Linked DNA regions of Homo sapiens: all the other regions are linked to region 1. Evidence: read pairs that join two places in POLR2A ChIA-PET (ENCODE). Cell type or tissue: GM12878. All regions are shown on one strand. Links, peaks and the distances in the headings refer to the core of each region. The heading gives the core; the rest is flanking DNA.

What was found. Peaks named below come from ENCODE experiments on the same cell type or tissue, not always from the same donor. Only the 100,000 strongest peaks of a DNase experiment are listed, where the experiment ranks them.
Region 2: POLR2A ChIA-PET joins it to region 1 with 5 read pairs; 2 of 35 experiments call an interaction of 5 or more read pairs at or near these places.
Region 3: POLR2A ChIA-PET joins it to region 1 with 6 read pairs; 1 of 35 experiments calls an interaction of 5 or more read pairs at or near these places.

The regions. Positions count from the first base shown.
Region 1 is chr14:93,369,570-93,380,591 of GRCh38, forward strand. It overlaps a transcript of UNC79 not described here. Among named protein-coding and RNA genes, the nearest start is that of COX8C, 28 kb to the left of the region's middle. In GM12878, for the core only: no CTCF peak of the experiment used is centred there; a DNase peak (open chromatin) is centred at 6,392; H3K27ac peaks cover 1,658 bases.
Region 2 is chr14:93,318,801-93,323,311 of GRCh38, forward strand. The region is part of intron 1 of BTBD7 (BTB domain containing 7); the gene reads right to left. Among named protein-coding and RNA genes, the nearest start is that of BTBD7, 12 kb to the right of the region's middle. In GM12878, for the core only: no CTCF peak of the experiment used is centred there; no DNase peak of the experiment used is centred there; H3K27ac peaks cover 1,173 bases.
Region 3 is chr14:93,546,322-93,557,343 of GRCh38, forward strand. The region is part of intron 14 of UNC79 (unc-79 subunit of NALCN channel complex); the gene reads left to right. Among named protein-coding and RNA genes, the nearest start is that of UNC79, 120 kb to the left of the region's middle. In GM12878, for the core only: no CTCF peak of the experiment used is centred there; a DNase peak (open chromatin) is centred at 1,930; H3K27ac peaks cover 963 bases.

The DNA of each region.
Region 1 (11,022 bases), core at 4,281-8,280:
CTGAACTGTAATTGGCATATTAGTAGAGGCTCAGTGTGAATGAGTCTGAGGGTTAAATATTCCTGGGGACCTAGTCATAGGAACCCCTCCTTCCTTTTGTGAGTTTTACCTCTAGGCAGGTCGGCCTGGTTAGCCACGGTAAGTATCAGAGAAAAATCCCCTTGTGTTTCTGGCAGGCAGAGGGAAAAGGAACCATTTTGAAATATGCCAGATTAATCTGTTCTTAACAAGGCCTGCCTTTAGGGGAACTAGTTAACCACAGCCTGACCTACTGGGGTTTCATTGCTGCCTAATTTAGCTGAGGGACAGGAAGTAACCAGCTCCAGTTAGCTTTAGCCTTCCATGTGGGAGAAGGGAAATAACCCAATTCTAGCCTATGTAGCCATCCTGTCCCACTTAAGAGGGGTGAGAAAAAAATGATAAATACTTGTGGAGTTCGCAGTCCAGAAGCATAGGCTCACTAAAAGACTGAGGCTTAATCACAGGACTATAGAATGCTTCCCTTCCCCTCATACCTAATCACTACATTACTAAAGACCTATTTATGGCAGTTCCTTTTACCTGGCACACGATATCCGGCTATCAAGAAAAACATTACAGGACATTCTAAAAGACATAAAGAACGATTTGAAGAAACAGAGCAAGCATCAGAAGCAGACATGGAAGGGATGTTGCAATGATCAGACCAGGAATTTAAAACGACTATGATTAATTGCAAAGGACTCAAATAGATAAACTAGATTGTGTGCAAGAACAGAGGGACAATGTAAGCAGAGAGGTGGAAACCTTAAGAAAGAGCCAAAAAAAAGTGCTAGGAATCAAAAACACTGTAACAGAAATGAAGAATGCCTTTGATGGGCTTATTTAGTAGACTAGACACAGCTGAAGAAAGATCTCTGCGCTTAAAAATATAGTAATAGAGGCCAAGTGTGCTGGCTCACGCCTGTAATCCCATCACGTTGGGAGGCCAAGGTGGGCAGATCACGAGGTCAGGAGATCGAGACCATCCTGGCTGACACGGTGAAACCCCGTCTCTACTAAAAATACAAAAAATTAGCCAGACGTGGTGGTACATGCCTGTAGTCCTGGCTACTCGGGAGGCTGAGGCAGGAGAATCACTTGAACCCGGGAGGTGGAGGTTGCAGTGAGCTGAGATCTCACCATTGCACTCCGGCCTGGGCTACAGAGCGAGACCCTGTCTCAAAAAGAAAAAGAAAAAGAAAAGATGTATTAATAGAAACCCTAAAACTGAAAAGCAGAAGACAAAGATTGAAAACAACAATGACAACAAAGAATATCCAAGGACTGTGGAACAACTACAGAAATGTAACATACAAGTAATGGGAATACTAGAGGGAGAAGATAGAAAAAAAAATAGAAGAATTATTTGAAAAGATAGTAATTAAGAATTTCCCTAAATTAATGTCAAACACCAAACTCCACATCCAGGAAGCTCAGAGACACAAAGCAAGGTATGCTCCACCTCCTGCCAAAAACCAAAACAAAACAAAACAACAACAACAAAACAGGGGTGGGTGCGGGGTGGCTCACCCCTGTACCCTGTAATCCCAGCACTTTGTGAGTCTGAGGTGGGCAGATCACAAGGTCAGGAGATTGAGACCATCCTGGCTAACACGGTGAAACTCCATCTCTACTAAAAATACCAAAATTAGCTGGCATGGTGGCACGTTCCTGAAGTCCCAGCTACTCGGGAGGCTGAGGCAGGAGAATTGCTTGAACCCAGTAGGTGGAGGTTGCAGTGAGCCAAGATCGCACCATGGCACTCCAGCCTGGGTGGCAGAGCGAGACTCCATCTCAAAAAAACAAAAACAAAACCCAAAAACACACACACAAACAAAACAAAACAAAAAAACGCAGAACACAACACTTAGGCACACTGTTTTCAATGAAAACGCAGAAAAAAATTCCTGAAGGAAACCAGTGGGGAAAAAAACTTCTTACCTGTAGAAGAACAAAGATAAGAATTACAGCCGGGCTAGGTGGCTCACGCCTGTAATCCCAGCACTTTGGGAGGCCGAGGCGGGTGGATCACGAGGTCAGGAGATCGAGACCATCCTGGCTAACATGGTGAAACCCTGTTTCTACTAAAAAATACAAAAAATTAGCCGGGCGTGGTGGCGGGCGCCTGTGGTCCCAGCTACTCGGGAGGCTGAGGCAGGAGAATGGCATGAACCCAGGAGGCAGAGCTTGCAGTAAGCCCAGATGCACAACTGCACTCCAGCCTAGGGGAAAGATCGAGACTCCGTCTCAAAAAAAAAAACCAAAAAAAACAACTGACTTCTCAGAAACCGTGCAAACAAGATGATAGTGGAGTGAAATATTTAAAGTATGGAGAGAAATAAACTCCTATAACCTCGAATCCCATAACCCGCAAAGTTATCTTCAAAGGTTAAGAAGAAATAAAGGCATTGACAAATAAAAATGAGGAAATTCATTGCCAGTAGACCTGCCTTGCAAGAGAAGTTAAAAGAAGTTCTTCAGAGAGAAGGAAAATAATATAGGACAGAAACTTGGATCAACATAAAGAAAAAAGGAACACTAAAGAAGGAATAAGTGAAGATAAAATACTTTAATTTTTCTTCTTAATTGGTCATAAATAATTTGTTCAAAATAATAGCAACAATGTATTCAATTATATATGCTTATGTTCATATGTGTATAAGTATATATACAGTAACAACTCTGTATCTAATGTGATTATATTACATACAGTAACAAACACTAAACCAACTCTATTAATAATAATTTTGAATGTGAATGATTTAATACACCAGTTAAAAGACAGAGATTGTCAGAGTGGACCAGAAGACGTGACCCAACTATATATTGTCTGCAAGATACCTACTTCAGATATAAAGACACGTATAGTTTAAAAGTAAATGGAGAAAGATATATCATGCTAACCTCAACCAAGAGAAAGCAGGAGTAGCTATGTTAATTTCAAACAGAGAAGACTTCAGACCAAGGAATACTACTCAGGAGAAATTTGTGCATTACGTAATGATAAAAGAGTCAGTTCTTGAAATACAATCCTCAATGTGTTTAAGCACCTAACAACAAAGGATCAAAATACATGAGACAAAAACCAGTAGAATTTCAAGGTCAAATGGATGAATCAGTTATTATATTTGGAGACTTCAATACCCTTCTTAAAATGGACAGATCCAGCAGGTAAAAAATCAGTAAGGCCATAGTTGAACTCAACAACACCATCAATCAACTGGATGTAATGGTCATCTATAGACTACCTTATCCAACAACAGCAGAGTACATGTTCTTCTCAAGGTCACAAGGGACATTCACTAAGATATAGCACATTCTGGGCCATAAAACACATGTTAACAAGTTCAAAAGGATAGAAATCATACAATGTTTGCTCTCAGATCACAATGAAACGAAACCAGAATACAATAACAGAAAGATAGTTGGAAAATTTCAAAGTACTTGGAGAGGAAACAACACACTTCTAAATAACACATGAGTCAAAGAGGAAATCTCAAGAGAAATTAAAGTATATTTTGAGCTAATGAAAATGAGAACAACTTATTGAAATTTGTGGGATGCACAAAAGTAGAGCTTACAGGAAATTTTATAGCATTGAGTACATATGTTAGAAGAGAAGACTAATCATCTAAGCTTCCACCTTAGAAAACTAGAAGAGCAAATTAAATCCAAGTAACCTGAAGAAAACAAATAATAATGATTAGAGCAGAAGTCAATGAAATTGAAACAGGAAATTAATAAAGTCAACAAAACCAAAAGCTGGTTCCTAGTAAAGTTTAATACAGTAGATAAACCTCTAGCCAGGCTATCTGAGAAAAAAAAAAGAGAGAGGACACAAATTACTAATATCAGAAGTGAAAAAGGGAACATCACTACAGATCTTATGGACATTAAAAGGATAATAAAGGAATAGTGTGCACAACCTAATTCCTTGGAAGACAGTCTGCCAAAACTCAAACAAAAAGAACTAGATAATCTGAATAGGCTGATATGTATCAAAGAAGTTGAATCAATAAATAATTAACCTGCAAAATAGAAAACACCAAGCCCAGATGTCTTCACAGGTGAATTCTACCAAACATTTTAGGAAGAAATCATACCAATTCTTGACAATGTTTTCCAGAAGATAGAAGAAGGATAAATACTTTCTAACACATTCTGCAAGGCCAGCATTACCTAATAAAGCCAGACAAAAACATTATAAGAAAAGAAAAAAACTACAACCCAGTATCTCTCATCAACATAGATGCAAAAAACTGCAACACGATATTAGTAATTCAAACCCAGTGATGTGTATTTAAAAACATCATACACTATGACTAAGTGGGATTTATCCCAGGTATGCCTTAGTTGCATCCACATGGTGCTAATTCTGCAGGCTTGAAAAAATCAAAAGCGGTGGAGGCTTGGCAACCTCCACCCAGATTTCAAAAGATGTCACTGAAAGCCTGGGGCCCCAAGCATAGACTTGTCACAGGTATGGTGCTACCACAGAGAGCCCCACTAGAGCAATGCTGAGCAGAAATGTGGGTCTGGGGCTGCGGCAGAAAGTTCCCACCAGGGTAATGCCTAAGTGGAACTGTGGAAGCAGGACCGCTTCCAGGACCCTGGAACTATGGAGTCACCGGCAACATGCAACATCCACCTGGGAAAGTTTCAGGCACTGGACTTCAATCCATACAAGCAGCTATGTGGGTTGCACCCAGCAAAGCCATAGGGGTAGAGTTACCTGAGGCATTGGGGGCTCAACCTTGCCCCAGTGTGTTCAGTAGGTAGAACATGGAGTCAAAAGCAATTATTCTTCAGCTTTAAGGTTTAATGTTTACCCTGCTGGGTTTCCGACTTGCTTGGGGCCTGATACTCTTTTCTTTGCCTACTTTTCTCTTTTGGAATGCAAATGTCTGTCTTATTCCTGTACCACCATTGTAGCGTTCTTTCTTTCTTTTTTAAAGTCACTTTTTTTGAGACAGGGCCTCACTTTGTCACTTAGGAAGGCGTACAATGGCATGATCATGGCTCACTGCAGTCTTGACCTCCTGGGCTCAAGCGATCCTCCCACCTCAGCCTCCTGAGTAGCTGGGATTACAGTTGAGTGCCACCACAACTGGCTAATTTTTAAAAAATATTATTTTTTATAGAGACAGGGTCTAACTACGTTATGCAAGCTGGTCTCAAACTCCTGGGTTCAAGTGATCCTTCTGCCTTGGCCTTCCAAAGTGATGGGATTACGGGTGTGAGCCACCATACTCGGCCTCCATTGTATCTTGAAAGTAGAAAAGTTGCTTTAATTTCACATGCTCACAGATGAGACTTTGGACTTTGGAGTTTTGAGTTGGTGTTGGAGTTAAAGCTTTGGGGCTATGGAGAAGGAATGAATGTATTTGTATATGAAAAGGACATGAGTTTTGGGGGGTCAGGGGTGGAATGCTATGACTTAGATATTTTTTCCCTCCAAAACTCATGTTGCAATTTAATTCCCATTGTGGGAATATTGAGAAGTGAGTCCTTTAAGAGATGGTTGAGGCTGGGTGCAGTGGCTGACACTTTGGGATGCTAAGGCAGGAGGATCAGTTGAGTCCAGGAGTTAAATACCAGCCTGGGCAACATTGCAAAACCCTGTCTCTACAAAGAATACAAAAATTAGCGGGTCATGGTGGTGGTGCCTGTAGTCCCAGCTACTCAGGAGGCTGAGGTAGGAGGATCACCTGAGCCCAAGAGGTCAAGGCTGCAGTGAGCTGTGATTGCACTGCTGCACTCCAGCCTGAGTGACAGAGTAAGACCCTGTCTCAAAAACAAATTTAAAAAGGTGATTGAGTCATTGGGCTTCTGCCTTCATGTATGGATTAATCCACCCATGGATTAGTAGATTAATGGGTTAATGGATTAATAGGTGTATTAGTCCATTCTCACATTGCTGTAAAGAAATACCTGAGACTGGGTAATTTATAAAGAAAAGAGGTTTAATTGGCTCACAGTTCTGCAGGCTGTACAGGAAGCAAAGTGGCTTCTGCTTCTGGGGAGGCCTCAGGAAACTTCCAGTCATGGTGGAAGGCAAAGGGGGAGCAAGACATCTCATATGGTGGGAGCAGGAGCAAGAGAGAGTGGGGAGGTGCTGCATACTTCTAAATGACCAGATGTCATGAGAGCTCTATCACGGGAACAGCACCAAGGGGATGGCACTAAACCATTCATGACGGATTACCCCCATGATCCAATCATCTCCCACCAGGCACCACCTTCAACATTGGGGATTACAATTTGACATGAGATTTGGGCGGGAATACAGATCAAACCATATCAATGAGTCATCGGGAGTGGGACTGGTGGCCTTATAAAAAGAGGAAGCGAGACCTGAGCTAGCATGTTAGGCCCTTCACCACGTGATTCCCTGTGCCACCTTGGGACTCTGCAGAAAGTCCCCACCAGCAAGAAGGCTCTCACCAGTTGTGACCTTTTGACCTGGGGCTTCTCAGCCTCCATAACTGTAAGAAATAAATTTCTTTTCTTATAAATTAGCCAGTTTGAGGTATTCTGTTAATAAGCAATAGAAAATGGACTAAGACATGAATTATAACAAGGTGTTTAAGTTTCTAAGTTTTAGGCTAGTTTGTTATGCAACAATAGATAACCAGAGGCACTTAATATGTATTGATAGAAAAGAGTGTTGAGGGAACTAGAGAGATTTTGGGGAAGAACAGAACTATCTTATAGAGATTTAAATTTTTTCAAATGCTGTGTGGTGATATAAAATCTTTCTCTAATCTTTCCTTACAGTCTTCAGGAAAATGAGCATTATTTACTAATGCGTTCCAGGGTAGAATAGAACTGGTGGTCTTCTAAAGAAGAAAAAAAAATCACAGGGGCAAACCGTATATTTATATGTATCTATATCCTATACACATATACACATATAGCTATGTGTGTGTGTATGTGTTATATTGCTAAAACTTTAGACAGTTGGAATTTAAGAGTTTATTTGAGCAAAGAACAGTTCATGAATTGAGCAGCACTTGGAACCAGAAGAGGTTCAGAGAGCTCCAACCAGCAGCATGAGCAGTTAGCTATTATAGAAAGCAGAGAAATCATCTGGTTGGCTCCAGCTAGGTTTTTGCCTTGTTTGGGTATAGTGTGATAAATTCGGTTTTTGTGATTGGCTGAATCTCAGCTATTTGTTACAAAAAATATACTCCTAGGTTGGAATTCAGTTTGTTTGTATACAAAGTTAGGTTGCCTCAGGTCAATCAATGGCTTTTTGCTTAATTTAATTATATATAAAAATATATAAAATATATAAAATATATATTATATGTTATATATATTATAGCTTTCTCTCATGCACTCACCTATGTACATATATGCAAGGATGCAAATGACAAGAGTTCTCCTTTTCCCTTTGAGGGATCAGTGAAGGAGTAGACAGACTTCACTGACTGCATTTAGCTGCACCCGAAGCAGTGCAGTTTGCAAGATTCAAGAAAGAAGTGCAATGAGAATAGTTGTTTCTTTTTTTTTTTTTTTTTTTTGAGATGGAGTCTCGCTCTGTCACCCAGGCTGGAGTGCAGTGGCGCTATCTGCAATCTCCACTTCCCAGGTTCACGCCATTCTCCTGCCTCAGCCTCCCGAGTAGCTGGGACTACAGGCGCCCGCCACCATGCCTGGCTAATTTTTGTTTTTGCATTTTTAGTAGAGATGGGGTTTCACCATGTTAGCCAGGATGGTCTTGATCTCCTAACCTCGTGATCCACCCGCCTCGGCCTCCCAAAGTGCTGGGATTACAGGTGTGAGCCACTGTGCCTGGCCGAGAATAGTTGTTTCTTAAAGAAAACGGTGATGTACTGAGGGTTGAGGGCTTCAAAAGAGCAACCACAAGGGGAAGAGGAAAAGTATAGGAGAGAAGGCAAGAGTTGGAAAATAAAATAGTGATTACCGGGATACAATCTGAAGGCTCAACCAGTGAGGTCTTGCAAATGTTGTGTTATATAAAGGGGAGAATGAACTATAAAGGAGCACAACTCTCAATCTCTCAAACTCTACATTTAGGACACATTTTGAAATCCTATAACGGAACTGCTTATAGCTGTAGTGGAATCCAATGTATATTGGGTGGGATAACAGCCAATGTGGTTTTGGAAAGGGGTAATCTACTCATAATCCTACCACCCATCTTGTCCCAATAAAATATTATTGCACGAAGATGTGTATTGACCATCAGAATGCTCCCACTGCAGTATGAAAGACCACCAGAACAATTCCCCTAATTCTTACCCACTCCCAGCAGAGAATTACATACAGCTTTCATAGCAGGAGGATCCCTGCCGTGTGGTCTGTTTTTACTGGTAGACAACAACGAAATACATTTTAGTGTTTAAACAGTTTAAGAAGTTGGAAAATATTTGAGGTAATAATCAGGTATCCAGACTTAACACTTGTTTTAGAAATCACTAAAAATAAGCCTATTGGTAAATGAGTTAGGGATAGAAAATAAGCCACGGGATTAGGACTGTCAACCAATTTTGATTCTTTGATGACTGTTTACTGTCATGCTTAAGCTCTGGAGATATAAAGGAGTATTTCCCAAATGCTTTTGTCCTCCTTACCACAGCTTCCCTGCAGGGACAAGATAATACTTCTCAGCTTCAGCTCACATGGAAAGGTGGGAACACACTTGCCCAGAGACCTGTATTGACTTCTTGAGGATTGGCATTCTCACTGTATCTTTAGGTGATTATAAGAATTTTCAGTTCAGGAAGACAAAAGTTGTAAATTTTAACCTTTGGGGAACTTCCTACTTGGGATTAGAGACTATAAAGTGAATGATACAGCCTTGTTAGTGGTACACGTTTAGTATCCCTTATCTGAAATGCTTAGGACCAGAAGTGTTTCAGATTTTGTTTTTTTTTCAGATTTTGGAATATCACCATATACATAATGAGATATCTTGGAGATAGGATCTAAGTCTAAACACTAAATTCATTTATGTTTCATATGAACCATATACAGATAGCCTGAAGGTAATTCTATACAATATTTCAAATAATTTTATGCATGAAACAAAATTGTAGCTCTATTTTAATTGCAGCCCATCACATGAGGTCAGGTGTGGAATTTTCCACTTGTGGCATCATGTTGGTACTCAAAAAATTTTAAATTTTGGAGCATGTTGGATTTTGGATTTTCAGATTACAGAAGCTCAACCTGTAGTAGCATATGCTACTTATGAAATCAAAGTGGTTGCCAGAATTATGTCTCTTCTTTCAGTGTGATGTATTTAAGAAAAAGCGAAAACTTAGATACATGGTAGCACTATATAACAAACAATAGAAGATGAGACTCAAAAGGCCAGAATGTGGAGTAGCTGGAAAGGCTACACGAGGTCCTATGGAAGCCAACTTTAGACAGAGCTGGCACTATGAGAAAGTAGCAAAGTCTGGATCAGGAGGAGCAAAAGAGTATAAGAGAGTCAAGTTAACAGCTGAGCAAAAGAGTGGGGATTCATGAATTTCCACTGCTGTGATTGATCTCTGCTTTAAATCTGCAACTACTTCCAGCTCACACCTGTACTTGGGCTTCTGTTTGTGAATATCTATGATATTCCTCTTATTACTCCAGGTATAATCTTTATCAACATCTTTTACTTGAACTACAGAGAATATGTCTTTGTTAGTTTCCCAAAGAGCCAAACAAAAACAGCTAGACTTACAAACTGGTGGAGGTTGAGAGAGAGTTTGCACAGGCTATAGATAACCAAAAAAGTCATCATCTGTAATTAAGCAGGATTTGGTAAATATGAACAGGCTAGTAAACTTTTTTGAGGTTGGCAAATTAGGGAGATTTCTGTAGTTGGCCATAAATATTAAAGGTTTCATGACTTTAAGCCCAAGTATCACCTTACATCCTGCAGACATTTATCATACACCTCGTTTGGTATATTTCAGACTTTAATAAACTGCAAGATTTCTTCACTATGATTTCTACCTACCTTAATATACAATTCATATTTAAAATCACCCATTAAACCAATTGTTGTGGCTGCTTGGGATTCTAATTTGCAGAAGTACATTTTGGAAACCTGAATGCAATAAGAATGATATAATGGACTTTGGGGACTGCAGGGGGAGGGTGGGAGGGGGGTGAGGGATAAAAGACTACACATTGGGTACAGTGTACACTGCTTGGGTGACGGGTGCACCAAAATCTCAGAAATCACTACTAAAGAACTTTTCCATGTAACCAAAACCCATCTGTTCCCCAAAAGCTATTGAAATAAAATAAAAATAATAAAAAAATTTGCAAGATATTAGACTTCCCATTGGATTCAGGGCTTCTCAAATATTGATGTCACTTTGCATTTTAAATTTCATGAGCAAGAGTTTGTACAGACCAGAATTTCAGTCCCAGCTCTGCCACCTCATAGTATTGTGAGTCTGGGAAAATTACTTCACTTCTCTCTTCCTCAATTTAACTTCACAGGGTTGATCTGAGGATTAAAGACACAACATAAGTAAGGAAGCTGGCACGTAGTAGATGCATATGTCAGATTTGCTCTCCTTATTGGTGGGATGGGTAGAGTAGGAGGGGGAGGATGACATTTTTCTATCTCCAGGTTCAGGAAAAATTTGAACCAAGATATAATATTCAATTCCAAAGTCAGAGTAAACATTTTTTCATTATAAAATGACACATTAATATATGTTTGTTGTAAAAAATGAAGATCATATATGTAGTAAAAAGTATGAAGACTGCCTTCCCCCATTTCCCATCCCACTTTCCTCCCCAGATTAAGGGTCATGTCAGAGCCTTTGCTCGGGGAGACTTCTCCACTCCCCTCCCACATCCTACAGGGCTACTGCTTATCTTCAGGTCTCAGTTTAAATGTCATTTGCTTGGAGAAATCCCCTTTGACCACTCTAAGGTGGTCTCCTTGCTTCCTTCTTTTATTTTCTATGAGTACACCCTATGCATATTCTTCACCATATTTATGTGAAATTGAACTTTTGC
Region 2 (4,511 bases), core at 1-4,000, 55 kb before region 1:
GAATTAAAATTTCCATGTCCTCAAACAGACTAAGTTCTTGGAGTACTGGGACTGTGTCTTATTTCAGTAACTATATAGTCCAAAGACCTTAAAGAGTGCCTGGCTCATAACGAACCCTTAATAAATGAGGTGCAAGCTAGATGCGGGGGCTCACGCCTGTAAACCCAGCACTTCAGGAGGCCGAGGTGGGCAGATTGCTTCAGCCCAGGAGTTTGAGATCAGCCTGGGCAACAGGCTGTTACAAAAAAACAGAAAAATTCGCCAAGTGTGATAGTGTGTGCCTGCAGTCTCAGCTACTCCGGAGGCTGAGATGAGGGATCACTTGAGTCCAGGCATTTGAGGTTACAGTGAGCAGTGAGCCATGACTGCACCACTGCACTACAGCCTGGACAACAGAATGAGACACTGTCTCTAACAATAACAACAACCAAAACCAAAAAACAACAGACAAAATCTGCTCTGGTCCTTGCAGGATGTTAAACTATGGAGAAATATAGGCAAGGAGATTTCAATACAGAGACCAGCTTAACAATTAATAGATATCACAACAGCCAAGATGTGGAAACAACCTAAATATCCATTGACAGATGAATGAATAAAGAAAATGTAGTAAATACATAAATGGAATACTATTTGGCCTCAGAGAAGAAGGAAATATGGTGACAACATGGATGAACCTTGAAGACATTATGCTAAGTAAAATAAGCCAGTCACAGAAAGACAAATACTACATAATTCCACTTATATGAGGTCTTTATCTAGGCCTGGTCATTACCCAGAATGATAAGTGAGTATCTAAAATAATCAAATTCATAGAATCGAAGAGTGAAAGGGGAGTTGTCAGGGGCTGGGGGGAAATGCAGACTTATTAATCAACGGGCATACAGTTTCAGTTAAGCAAAATGAGTAAGCTCTAGAGATCTACTGTACAACACTGTACCTATAGTCAACAATAATGTATTGTATACTTAAAAATTTGTTGAAAGGGTAGATCTCATATTGTGTTCTTACCAAAAAAAATAAAAATGAATAGGACAACACATATGAGAGACAACATTAAGCACTAGGAAATGAGGCAAGAAAGGAAGACTTGAGAGTTGAATAACAGAGAACAAGAAAGAAAGGGGCAAAGATGATGCCATTGTCCAACTAGGTAGAACTGATAAAGAAAATAAAAATGGAACGGCCAGAGAGATAGAGGAAAACTAGAAAAATGTGGTCTCAATAGAATTCAAAAGAGGAAACTGAACTGCAAGTGAAAACTTGGAGAGAACAGATGTTTTACAATTCTTTTTTAGAAGTATGGCTGCAAAAAGGTTCAGAGAAATGAGGCAGTAGCAGAGAGGCAGGAAGTCTGAAAAGGTAAGTGTGAGAGGGAGGGGAAGATATTAAAACAAATGAGTAAGTGGACAGAATGATGTAGGAAAGCTGCAATTTTCAACTGGGGTGATTGTTCTCCCCTTCCACCCTCCCTAACCCCCACACTTGACAATGTCTGGAGACATTTCAAATTGCCACAACTGGACAGGGGAAAGGGGAAGGATACTATTTGCCTCTAACAGGTAGAAGCCAAGGATGCTGCTAAACATTTCACAAGGCACAGGACAGTCCTCCACAACAAAGAATTACCTGGCCCCAAATGTCAAGAGTGCCAAGGTTGAGAAGCCCTGTAATAGAGTGTAAGGAATACAGAAAAGAAAGATTAATCAAAGAAGTCAGGCTTTGGCAAGAACATTCAGAGAGGAGGAAGACTTTTTTGGTTCTCTGTCTACTGACCTGATTGAGAATTACAGCAGAATTACAGCTAGAAGTAGCTTTCAGATTTTTCATTTGAAAAGTCTACTGAAGTATAATGACATTCCAACTTCTCCAACAAACACATGAACACAATGTGCATGCCTTACATCATTATCCACCATGTGACTACTGGACACAGATAAACCACTTTTTTTTTTGAGGTAACAGTCAAGGTTTAAAATATGGGATACTTTAAAAAACCTCTACACACAGAGAAATTACACCTCTGTAATTTGTTAAAAGGTTAAACAGTATAAATGATCAGAGTCCATCTACTAGTATAATTTTATTTTATACAATTTCCTACATACCCTTTAGAAACTAATTAAAAATGATCTATATTTTAACAGTTCACAGAGGGATAATATGAGAAAGAGGCCTACAAAGCACTAGTTTTTACAGTTGCAAAGTGATACCGTTACGCAGTATAGGGCAAAAAGGAATTAAGAGAGGTTATAAAAAATGAGCTTGTAACCATGATTAACTTGATCATAAAAATTTCACTTTGTATAATAAGTAGGCATGAAAACATTACTGCATTTACTGACACACTACATGAAAGGTACTGAGAAGAATTTAATCAAAACACTCTCTCCCTCAAATAAGAATTTTCATTCATTTAAATATTTTCTGAGCACCTAGTATGTGCTAAGCACATGGGGATATAACAATGAACAAGACAGGCATAATTTTTCCTCCAAAGGTGCTTCTTTTAAGGGGGGCAGTGGCTCACACCTATAATCCCAGCACTTTCAGAGGCCTAGGCGGGTGGATCGCTTGAGGTCAGGAGTTCAAGACCAGCCTGGCCAACATGGTGAAACCCCGTCTCTACTAAAAATACAAAAATTAGCTGGACGTGGTGGTGCGTGCCTGTAATCCCAGCTGCTCGGGAGGCTGAGGCAGGAGAATCGCTTGAACCCGGGAGGTGGAGGTTGCAGTGAGCTGAGATCGCGCCATGGCACTCCAGCCTGGGCTACAGAGCAAGACTCCGTCACAAACAAACAAGCAAACAATACCCCAAAGGTGCTCATAGTGGGGCAAACTGTTGAACAGGCAATTACAATGTAGGGGAAGCATAAATCAGTGGCGATAAAGACTTCTGGAGCAAAACTGCCCAAGTTTGGATCTGACTCTGCCATTTCTAAACTGTATGATCTTGGGCAATTTTTTTTTTTAATCTTCTTTGTGGCTGATAATACAACTGTTTATCTTAAACGATTCTTGAGAAAGTGACATTTGGGATGATATCCAAGACTGACAATAGAAAGTGTGAGCTTTCCTCTTTTCTTGGTGAAAATAATAGAAGGAGCGAGAAGAATGCCAAAATAATGCTCCAAACAGCAGTGGGAACTAACTATGAGAAGGCCCACGGAGAGAACAAAACTGGATTCCTGAAGGAAATAAAAGTATTTCTATATAGAGTGCAGCAGGCAGTGGCAAGATATGAGCCATAGGATCCAAAAAGGAATTTGGACTTAAAAGAGTTGTTTGTTGTTTTTTAAAAAAATATGCTATTGCTTATTTTTATTTTAGAGACAGGGTCTCATTCTGTCAACCAGGCTTGGAGTGCAGTGGGGTGATCGCTACTCACCATAACCTCAAATTTCTGGGCTCAAGCGATCCTTCCACCTCAGCCTCTCGAATAGCTAAGAACTACAGGTACATACCACCATACCTGGCTAATTTTTAAACTTTTTTTTTTGTAGAGGTGTGATCTCGCTATGTTGCCCAGACTGGTCTTCAATTCCAGGACTCAAGTGATCCTTTTGCCTTGGCCTCCTAAAGTGTTGGGATTATAGGGGTGAGCCACTAAAACCCAGCCTGCTTATTTATTTAAAAACATACACTATATGCTTAAACATATACTATTACTATTGCTTGATTTAAATGATTTTTTTAAATTCAAGAATTAGTAAGCCCACAATAAAGAACACATAAAAAATACAGAAGAGAGATCTTGGCTTAAATAATTAAAAGTTGAAATTCAAAGAGCATTTACTTAATTTTCAAAGTGGATAGAGAAATATAAAATGAGTAATTTTACAGATGTGGAACTAAAGCACAGAAAAGTTAACTGGGCTTTAGTAAAGTAAAAAGCTAACAACCAGACATCAAAACAAGAAGGTTTTTCTTCATAGGCAAATACATCCTTTCAGAATCATCCAATACACAGTATCATATATTTTTAAAGGTATACTCTATTCCTCTTGTCTTCATTTTAAAAATAACTACAAGGCTGGGTGATGTGGCTCATGCCTATAATTCCAGTGCTTTGGGAAGCCAAGATGGGATGAATTGCTTGAGGCCAGGAGTTCAAGACCAGCCTGGGCAACAACACAGCAGGACCCCATCTCTACAAAAAAAAATGTTTACAAATTAGCTGAGCATGATGGCGTGTGCCTGCTGCCCTAGCTACTCAGGTGGCTGAGGCAGGACAATCTCTTGAGCCTATGAGTTTGAGGCTGCGGTGAGCTATGATAGGGCCACTGCACTCCAGCCTGGGCACAGAATGAGTATCCTGTCTCTTAAAAAAAACAAACACTGCAAAGCTGGGTGTGGCAATCTCAATTACTCAGAAGGCTTGAGGATCGCTTGAGCCCAGGAGTTTGGAACCAGCCTGGGGAACATAGCAAGAACGCGAATAGAAAAAAAAAATTTTTTTAACCCTACAAATTACTATGTTAATGTTTAATTTATTTGACCAAAGCCAATAA
Region 3 (11,022 bases), core at 1-4,000, 170 kb after region 1:
TTTAAATGCTAAAGGCAAGAGGGGGGTTGGCTAGATCCGATCTCCTCCACTGTCATTATTTTCTCACTGTCATAATTTTTGCAAAGGTGGTTTCATAACCAAGTTTCCCAATTATGTCCTGTTAAAAGCAGAACAGATTGTTATTCAACTTATGCAAATAGCTATAATGCTATGAAAATAGGAATATTCAATAAGAGCTTCTGAATTCTGGAGGAATCAAGTAGAGAGAAAAAAGATATATTTCATGTTTGTTTACAAAGGTATAAATCTACCAAATTATTGTGAGTTATAGATAGCTTAGGAGAAAAGAGAAAGGGGTTCCTTGTATCTGAAAAACAGAACATTGATTGAAAAACTAGCAATGTTCTAAACAAAAAACGATACAAATTATAATCATTTATCATTCAGTCCTATGTAATTCAGTCTTGTTCTGCTTGATTGAGTTAGCAGTTAATGAACCCATTAGCTGCTCCACTAGAGTTCTGGCAATCCTTACTCATTCCAGTGGTATGATCTCAATTATTTAAGCAATGCCACCAGAAGCCTGTACCCCAGGGTACCTGTCATAGTCCTTTCCATGGATCTCAGAGACAATCTGTTTATGTTGAAAATAAGCATTTTTGCTAGTAGCTGATTGCAAGAGTTTTCAGAGAAACATCAGATAACAATTACTATCTGAATGACAAAAGGCTTAAAATAGTCATAGTTAAAGATCTGCTGAAAGTTCACTGTGACACAGTTGACAAGGCAGTTTTGTTGTTTCTGTAGCATGAAACATTAAAATAATAACAAAATGATAACTGATAATATTTTGTCATTGTTGTCTACCATCAGACAAAGAAGCATAAAGATGTATCATGCCAGCAAGGGCATTGACAAATTTCTAGGAACTTTATATAATTCCCGAAATATTTGTATTCATAACATTTACCTATACAAATGTAACCTAAGGACAGTTAAACATCTCTTTTTATTTGACAACGCTTTCCATAGACTTCAACTTATCAAATAAACCTAATTAGTTTAATGTATCTTTTTATAGGTAAGAACAAATCCTTTGAGATTTTCAAGCGTCCCTCTGGGAAATTTCAGGTCAGTTCAAGACCAGGATTTTATTTAGGATTTGGCTTTGGAAAGGCAAAATATCAAAAGTTATCAGAAATGTCAAAAGATTTGAGTACTTGATTAACCAACATTACAGGTCACTGTGAAACAATTCTTAGTTATTTATTTAACCTATATGACACTAAGAGATTTCAAAAGTAAATATAGGGAGCAACACAATTGTAAGAAACAAAAAGAGAAACAAAACTTAGCTCTTTTAATATTTAGAAGACTTGGTTCTCTTAAATAGTCTAGGACATGATAAAGACAAAAAGCACAGGAAGGCCAGGAGTAGTGGCTCATGCCTGTAATCCCAGCACTTTGGGAGACCGAGGTTGGAGAATCACTTGAGCCCAAGAGTTTGAGATCAGCCTGGGCAACCTAGGGAGACCTTGTCTCTACAAAAAATAAAAAAAAAATTATCCTGGCATGTTGGCTCGCACCTGTAGTCCCAGATACTTGGGAGGCTGAGGTGAGAGGATCACTGGGAGGTTGAGACTGCAGTGAGCCATGATCACGCACTTGCACTCCAGCCTGGGTGACAGAGTGAGACCCTGTCTCAAAAAAACAAACAACAAAAAATCAAAAACAAAAACAAAAACAAAAAAAACACAGGAAATTATTCTGATAAGACACAGAGTCTTTGTTTCTGTCTTAGTTTCTTCAGTTTGTTTGGGCTGCAAAAAAATACCATAGACTGGGTAGCTTATAAACAACAAATTTCTCACAGTTGTGGAGGCTGGAAAGTCCCAGATCAAGGCAGATTTAGTGTCTGGTGAGGGCCTACGTTCTGGTTCATAGATAGTGCTTTCTGGCAGTGTCCTTATGTGGTGGAAGGGGCAAGGTAGCTCTCTGAGGTCCCTTTTACAAGGGCGTTCATTCATAAAGGCTCTGTTCTCATGATCTAGTCACCTCCCAATAGGCCCCACCTTCTAACATCATCACATTGGTGATTAGGTTTCACCCTAAGAACTTTGCGGGGACACAAATATTCAGACTGTGGTAGTTTCCTAGGCAGATTTTTCAAAAGGTAAAGAAAAACCTTTTACAACCTCTTATTAAGAACAGAAATAAGATAATCTAAAAAATGTTGTTTTTTTAAGAGAGAGAAAATGAAACTCTGGTTTTGCATCAGTACACTGTTAATATTAAAGCTCATTTAAAAACCTCACAGTAAATCTACTCAATCTTAGCCAACATGACCACACAAGATAAAATTCTCTTTCTCTGTCTTCCCCATACTTCCCTTTCAGGTTTTGGTCCTTTCCTCTTCCTCATTCAGGAATAATGAGTAAACAGCTCCTTTAGGAAAGAATTGCTCTTTTTCCTGTAACAAAACCACATTCTACATTACTTGAATACTTTGCACACAGAGGTTTTTCCTTCATCCTGATTATGTCTAGTAGTTCAATTTACATATGATTGATTATAATTTTCAACTCTTATTATCCTTTATTTTCCAGAGAAAACTATTAGACAACTGTGAATTGCCTATTGTATATCAGCATTTTTTGGCATTTTAGCAAATTTTGTGAATATACAATCTCACAATTTCTAGATGCAAATTCTTCTTAGTATGATTCCCCAATGTGGCAAAAAGAACATCCTTTTTAACAAACCCAAATGTCTTTAGCATTTGTAAAAAATAAGAAGCTAAAAGCAGATAAACTTATGATCAGCAATTAATGTGTTAATATTTTATCCTACTTAGAAGTGATCTAGATTTTCAGTGAATACCTGCCATTTAATTTAACTTAGTATACCGTTAAGGTTTCAAGTTACCAAAAAGATTCTGAAAACTACATCTAAGCAGAAACATTATAAAACACAATTACTGTTGCTATAAACTTTGTCAGAATAATGATTCTGTTTAATTAAAATCAAATCTGTATATTCTATAATTTTAAACATTGGTAAATATATTAGTTTATTTGAGTAGTAAGCCCAGGTAGAAGCAAAACGTGTGCTCAGCATGGTACTCAATGCTGATAACTCTGAAAACACAGCTGTTTTTATTAAACCAACAATATTATACTTGTCTCATTTACAGATTTACTGAAATCACGTACACCTGAAAGCATTTGGGTTAGTTCCTATATTTCTGAGAGTTTTAGGAATATTTAATTTATATATGTTAAAATAAAAACCTTAGACAAATTATATTTAACAGAGATTAATTGAGCAAAGAACAACTCACAAGTCAGGCAGCCTCTGAACCAGAATAGATTCAGAAAGGCTCCAGCATAGCCATGTGGTGGAAAAAAAAGACAGGAAAAGAAATGTACAGGAAATGGAAATGAGGTACAGAAACAGCCAGATTGGTTACATCCTGATGTTTGCCTTATTAACAGTTGGCTGCCTTTGATTGGCCAAAAGTCAGTGATTGGCACAAGAGTAGGTTACAATCTGTTTATACATGCAGCTAGGTTACAGTTCACTATGTATATGTAGAAACTGTTGGGCCAAACTTAGAATATGTAAGAAGACAGCTTTAGGCTAGACTTAATTTAACATGTAAGTGTATATGTTTTGCAACTGTCAATCTGAATTAATCAAAAGGATCAGAAACCAGTTTTAAAGCATGTATTTAAGCAAAAAGCTGGAAATGGCCATTCAGCAAACATGGACTTCAGAGAAACGGGGTCAGTGCTCTGCAGTTAAAAGTGAAGGCCTTGCTTATATAGGCAGAAAACAAAGAAATTTAGCAGGATTATAACATTTTCTACACAAGGTTGGTTTATAAATTGCAACAATTTAGTTAGTTACAGTTTGTTTTCATTTCCATACAGCTAGTTTTCGTTGCCTTTCCAATTTAAAAGAGTATGTTTAACATTTCATCCTAGACAATATGATAGTCATGAAGTCTCTGTGAGAGAGGAAAGAGGGAAGTTCTAGCCTGGCCAACATGGTGAAACCTCGTCTCTACTAAAAATACAAAAATTAGCTGGGCATGGTGGCATGTGCCTGTAATCTCAGCTACTTGGGAGGCTGAGGCAGGAGAATTGCTTGAACTCGGGAGGCGGAGGTTGCAGTGAGCCAAGATCGCGGCTCTGCACTCCAGCCTGGGAGACAGAGCAAGACTCCGTATCAAAAAAAAAAAAAAAAAAAAAAAAAAAGAGGAAGGAGTCTTCCCTGGCTCAATTTAGTCATTTACTACATTTTACAAAATAATGTAAGTAAGAAAAAAGGCTAATCTGTAATTAGAAAAACAAGGTTACAGTTGCCTAGGTTGCAGCTGCCTGTTTACATGACTCAGGTCCCATAATCACATTCCCTTAAATATAAAGTTCCAACAGCTTCAATTTTGAGTTACTTGTTTCACAAAACCCATTTAGAATAGAGGTCTCTCAAGGAATTTTATAAAGCAATTTGGCAATATTTTCTGGAGATAAGAAGATACCACATACACATAATGTATATACATATGTTACAGACCACAGGCTCCTTGGCTCTCCATGTAATGGAAATTAATATGGGGCCAAGAGGACTTCCTAGATAAGGCTTTATTTTCAGGACTTGTTCTCAAGTGCAAGGCAGACAGTGGAGGCACAAGAATCCCCGAGCTGGTTCCCCAAAAAGAGCTGGTAGGATTTATTTTTTATTTTATTATTTATTTATTTATTTATTTTATTTTTTTAAATCGAGACGGAGTCTCGCTCTGTAGCCCAGGCTGGAGTGCAGTGGCGCAATCTCGGCTCACTGCAAGCTCCGCCTCCCGGGTTCATGCCATTCTCCTGCCTCAACCTCCCGAGTAGCTGGGACTACAGGCGCCCGTCACTAAGCCCGGCTAATCTTCTGTATTTTTAGTAGAGACGGGGTTTCACCGTGTTAGCCAGGATGGTCTCAATCTCCTGACCTCATGATCTGCCCGCCTCGGCCTCCCAAAGTGCTGGGATTACAGGCGTAAGCCACCGTGCCCGGCCAGGATTTATTTTTTTAAGGCAAAGCATGGGAATTGACATCGGCGGTAGAGTATACAGGCTGGGTTGGGCAGTGCATGTTAGAGGTAGGGTATGCAGGTCAGCAAAGCTGGTTGTGATGGTTGTCTTGAGTTATGGGTCACCTGCTGGTCTGGCCAGTGGCAACAAGGCTGTAAATCAGTTGTTCAGCATTCCTTCCCGAGATGGGAGACTCAGGAACCTTAGTTTAATTTTGGATCTCCTAAGGCCAGTGTCTGGAATTGTTTAAGTAAGAGGCATGGTTAAACATATAAAAGCACAGAAGAACAATACAGAATGGCTGTTTTCTTTGTATGACTATTAATGGATACGCATTGGTGAGGTAGTGGTGTGGGTTTTGAGATCAGTGGGAATGTATGAAAGAATGCTCTAGTGGGTGTGAGCTGAAGCCAAGCCCCACCCTTACTGTCTCATTCCCCTCTGAGATATTTCACTCTCTTTATTCTTAAGGAAAAAGGGCTGAAGATCTCATCTTCTGAAGCTATACTGAACAGCTATGCTGAACAGGGTTGTTGTCCCTGTCTAACCTCAGAGGAACATAGAAATCTCTCACTGACTGTTCTAGAGACCTGTAGGGACTAGAATCCTTCTGGGATGGTATGGGTTGGAATCCTTGGGCCATCATTAGCTTGACTTAGAACTGTTGAAGCCTGGAAGGCATAAACTTTAACCATCTGTACGCCTGTTGAATATAACAAATAATTATTTTAAAAATCAAATAGCACCCAGTGATAATTAATAAAATGCCTAAGTCCAGTTTAATAATGCTATGAGAAGAAATCAGCTGCCATTTGGAATTTAAGTGAATAGGCTGGAGAATGAGTCTCCTGGTGTGTGAAATATAAGGCAAACATACTTTTAATAAGAGACATTTCTATGGAAACAAAAGAAAAACAACTGTTAATGGTGGGCATAATCTACCCAGTTATTAGGCTCAAAGCATCTTTAGTTATGGAGGAGGGTGGTGGCAATTTTTCATGTTTTTTTGCTTGTATTATAAAGAATAAGCCTTAGTTTGCAGGGCCTTAGGAAAAAGGTAGTAGCAATTTCATTAAGTCAGAAAAGTGGAAGAAAATTTTTAAAATGTTAGTTTGGAGACTTGCAGCTCAGAAAATAATATTAAAAAGCTCAAAAACAACAGATAAGACTAGAACCTACAACAGGTATATTATACTCTTTTTCTCTCCAGTCTCTCATTTTTATCAAAGACAAATTATTGTAGGATTGATGTGTTTGCAAATTAAACTTTAGTTTCATTATACTTGTTTTGATTATTTGCGTGAAGTGCAGCAAGAATAATTATTTGCCATATAAACTTTTTTTTTTAATTGGCTTTGCTGGAACTTTGTTTTGTAAGGATTCTCAGATTAGACTTTTTAAAGCTGTGAGCCTAGCTATGGATTCATCTGTGCCTGCAAACACTTGTATGAATTGGGTGAATTCCTCCCCTCTTGAAGTCCAAAGATAACTTGGGGCTCCTGGACCTGTTAGAAAGTGACAGTCTTTACTTACCATAGGTCAGGAACCCTGTACAAGGACTGCATAGACAGGATATGAGGGCAGTTTTTCCAATGGGGTTTTATCGGCTTTAGAAGTCAACCTCAATTTTTAGAAAAGCAGTATGAAAGCATGTCATTCTCATAAAGCCTTGATAAAATAACCAGTTTCCCCAGTTGTGTCCTGTTACAAAAGAAAACAGATTCTTATTGCATGTATGCAAACAACTATATTGCCATAAGTTAAGAATACTCACATATAGTTTCCAAATTCTGCAGAAATCAGGTAGAGAGAAAGAAACATGCTCAAAATTTTGCTTATAGGTTGTAGTTTACTCAATTGTTAAAAGTTGTAAATGGTTTAAAAGGGAAAAAAGTTTTCTTGACTCTGAAAAACAAAACAAAAAGGGTCAGCAGCATTTCTGGAAGAAAAGGTCATAAACAGATTATTTCAATCTCCTATTTGTTTAGTCCATGAAATTAACTCCTGTTCTGCTTGATATTTATGGACACATTAGATCTCCAAGAGGGTCTTACAAGTTTTTCCCTCTATTCTAATGGCTCAGTCTCCAGGTTGTCAGAGACCTGCATCCAAGAGTATCCATGAGAGTCCTTTAGCTGATTATAAATCTTCTTTTGGAATAGATTAAAACAAGACAATTGTCTGTGGATGACAAGAGTCTTAGGACAGCCACAGTTAAAGATGCAATCAACAGGGAAATCTGGTCATTTCTGTGGCACACAATTTAATGTAACAATCTTAATTGTTATTGATAGCAGATACTTAGGCATATCAGAATCATAGGAATCTCATATAACTATGGAATACATATTAATCACACATTTATGTGACTATAATCTAAAAAAAGCTAAACACCATTTTAAATGTGATAGTGTTTCCTGTATGGTTTTGATACACCAAATAAGCTGCATATGTCTCTTTTGGACCTCAGAGGACCTACTACACAAAATGGTTAATTAGGTCAAAAAAGGCTTAATTCAGGATTTTATTTTGGAAAGCTTGTCAAATATCAAAATTTAAAACACTTGACATCACAAAATAGGACCACAGTTTATTTATTTAACCAACATGATTAACTCAAAGATTTCTAAACAGCAAAAATCCTTTAGTCTTTCACAGAGAGAGGACTCAGCTTTCTAAATAACCAGACCCAGTAAAGACAGCATGGCTGGGCATGGTGGGTTATGCCTGTAATCCCAGCACTTTGGGAGGCCGAGTGGGCAGATCACGAGGTCAGGAATTTGAGACCAGCCTGGCCAACACAGTGTAACCCCATCTCCACTAAAAATACAAAAATTAGCTGTGTGTGGTGGCACATGCCTGCAGTCCCAGCTACTCGGGAGGCTGAGGCAGGAGAGTCACTTGAACCCAGGAGGCGGAGGTTGCAGTGAGTTGAGACCATGCCATTGTACTCCAGCCTGGGTGACTGGCTGAAGCAAGACTCTGTCTCAAAAAAAAAAAAAAAAAAATTCTGTCTCTCTCTTTTTCCTGTAGGCGAATGAAAATCTTGCTCAAAAGGGAAAATGAAATTTTACCTTTGCATTAGTATATTAATACTAAAGCTAATTTCAATAACATTTGATGAAGCTATCTAATTTTAACCAGTTTGACCATAAGGTAAGATTTTTATAACCCTTTGCAAATTTTTTGTTTAAGAGCAGATAAATGCTCCAGGAAAACCCTATTATTCTGACACATGAGCCCAGATTCTGGCCCTGTGTTAGCAAGCTTTTATTTTAATATTTAATTTATGGAAAAACTAAATAATACCCTTTTAGCCAACTAGCTCATACACAGAATTTCTGTTTCAAGATTAATCTTTCACAAACCATCTCTAACTGGCTTAAACTTTCAGTTATATTCTATCTTTCTTTTAACCCAAAACAATCCTTAAACAACCTCTAAATTAGGCAAAATAGTTTGTCTTTTAAAAACTACATTCCCATGCCTTTTTCTTAAAAACACCTAATTTTAATTTTTAGTGTATGCAACTTTAATTCTGTACCAAGTGCAGAGCCTGGGAACTACAGGTAATATGTGACTCTTTTCCAGTATAGCTAGGGAGTGTGTCTAATTCTATATATCCCCAGGCCTTACCTAGAATCTAATGGCCCCAAAGCAGGCAAGTCAAACAGTTATCAAAAGTCATAGAAGCAGTTTATAATCTTAAAGCATCTAGCAAGGGCAGTTCCTGACCTGCCTAATTTAGACTGAATGCCTAAATTTTAAAGACATTTAATTTTATTTCATTAATAGTCTTTAAAACTGTCTTTATTTACCAAAGATTACTAAAGCCATGTGAACTAAAGTGTTTATTTTTCTGATAAAATATTTTATTTAAGCATTTATTTTTCTTTAAGCCAATTCATTGGATGTCTTTTACATATCTTGGTAGTAAGACATCACATACATACATGACACATATAAATACACAGACAGAGAAGCAGATCTGGTAGAGTTATAAGATTCTTCATTTGCCAGTTTTTAAGATTTTCTTCCTTTTTTTTAAATTAATTTTTGAGATGGAGTCTCTCTCTGTCACCCAGGCTGGAGAGCAGTGGTGTGATCTTGGCTCACTGCAACCTCTGCTTCCTGGGTTCAGGTGATTATCCTGCCTCAGCCTCCCAAGTAGCTGGGACTACAGGTGCACGCCACCATGCCCGGCTAATTTTTGTATTTTTAGTAGAAATGGGGTTTCACCATGTTGACCAGACTGGTCTCAAATTCCTGGCTTAAAGTGACCCACCTGCCTCAGGCCCCCAAAGTGCTGGGATTACAGGTGTGAACCACCACACCTGGCCAAGATTTCTTTCTCATTTTATTTTAGATAAAGCATCAATCTTTTGATTATCTGTTCTCTGCCCTAAATAATTATCAGTGAGGTAACTCTGATTTTGCATTTTAAAAGGGACAATTCTTAGGTGAAATAAGATAGATAATTTATATTTTACTTAAACCAAGGGAGAAATGGTGTGAGTAAAAGTTTAGGTGAGACAGCCAGGGAAAACAGATACCCTTACATGTGGAGATTTCTTTAAAGATGTAAGTTTTTAAATTGGGTTCAGGGTGGAGCCTTTTAAAGAACAAGGCCAGGAAAGCATGCAGTTTTTAGGGCCTAGTAGGTGGGCACAGCTGGAAGGCAGAACAGATCTCCCAAAATCAAGGATCCCATTTCCACACCAAATACTGGGTCCCCGCAAAGAGGCAAGTGCTATGAGACAAGACAGTGCAATGCTTTCACAGCATGTTTTATTGTAAGGACATTTCCCCAAGGCTGCTGGACAACCCAACATCAACTAGTCTGCTCTGTAATCAGCCCATCCCCCATTTCATACCTTCTAGTTGCCCAAGAGCATGGCTTTTTATGTATGTAAACACAAAAAAAAAGGAGTATCACCCTGTGGTAATAGCCACTCACTGTAAGCAACTGCTATTGGACATTTAAAAAAATATGCCTCTTATTTAGCTATTGCACATTAAGATTCAACATTTCTAAGTAATGCAAAATAATTTCTGATGCCCCCAAAAGTCAAAAAGATCAGGTAACATAATGCAAAACAGAACAGAGCCTCAGATTTTGGGAAGTATCAGTCTGCGTGTAATTCTTTGGGTTCTACTTGGAAAACAGAGGTTTCTCCCAAAACAGGAGTCTGTGGTGCCTCTTCTGTTTCTCTCAAGGAGTTCCAGGCTGTCAGAAATTACCTTAAGTCCTCTCATGCAGGGCAGTGAGGGCGTGTGTGCCAGAGGACAGAGTAAATGGAGAAACAATTCAATTGACTGAGAAAAAAAAAAAACCCAAAAACCTTTTTTTCAAAAAAACAAGATCCAAGAAGAGAAAAAAGCCTAATGGCCTTTTAAATGTATGTATAGCTTGGCTATCCCCTTTTAATTAATATCATTTACCATAGAGCTCTTTAAAAAAAACTCTTTTAAATCTTTAATTTCCAGACCATTGCCTGGCTGTTAGGGACAAACAGCCAATGCCTCTGGCATTTAAGCCTTTTATTCTCCCAAAGGGATTTTCCCAAGTGCAACTGTTACCAGTAAAAGGGGTCTTGATACAGACCCCAAGAGAGGGTTCTTGGATCTCATGCAGGAGGGAATTCAAGGTGAGTGGCAGAGTGCAGTGAGAAGAGAGAGTTTATTGAAAGCTACTCCATTACAGAGAAGGACATCCTTAAGTTTTTCTTGTATAGGGGTCATCTCTATATAAAAGCTAAGCTAAGCCATGTCTATGTAAGTGTGAGCAGAGAGTGTGACAAAATTTATATTCTATTGATTTAAAGAAAACTATCCTTGATGTTTTAGTGTGTGAATACATCAAACCATAACTATAACAATCTTGAAGCCATATTTTGTTATGGGTATTGGGACATCTGGACTTTCTGCTGTTGTGGGAGTGTCTTTGCCGGTATCTTAGGCTGTTTCCTCAACTGTAAAT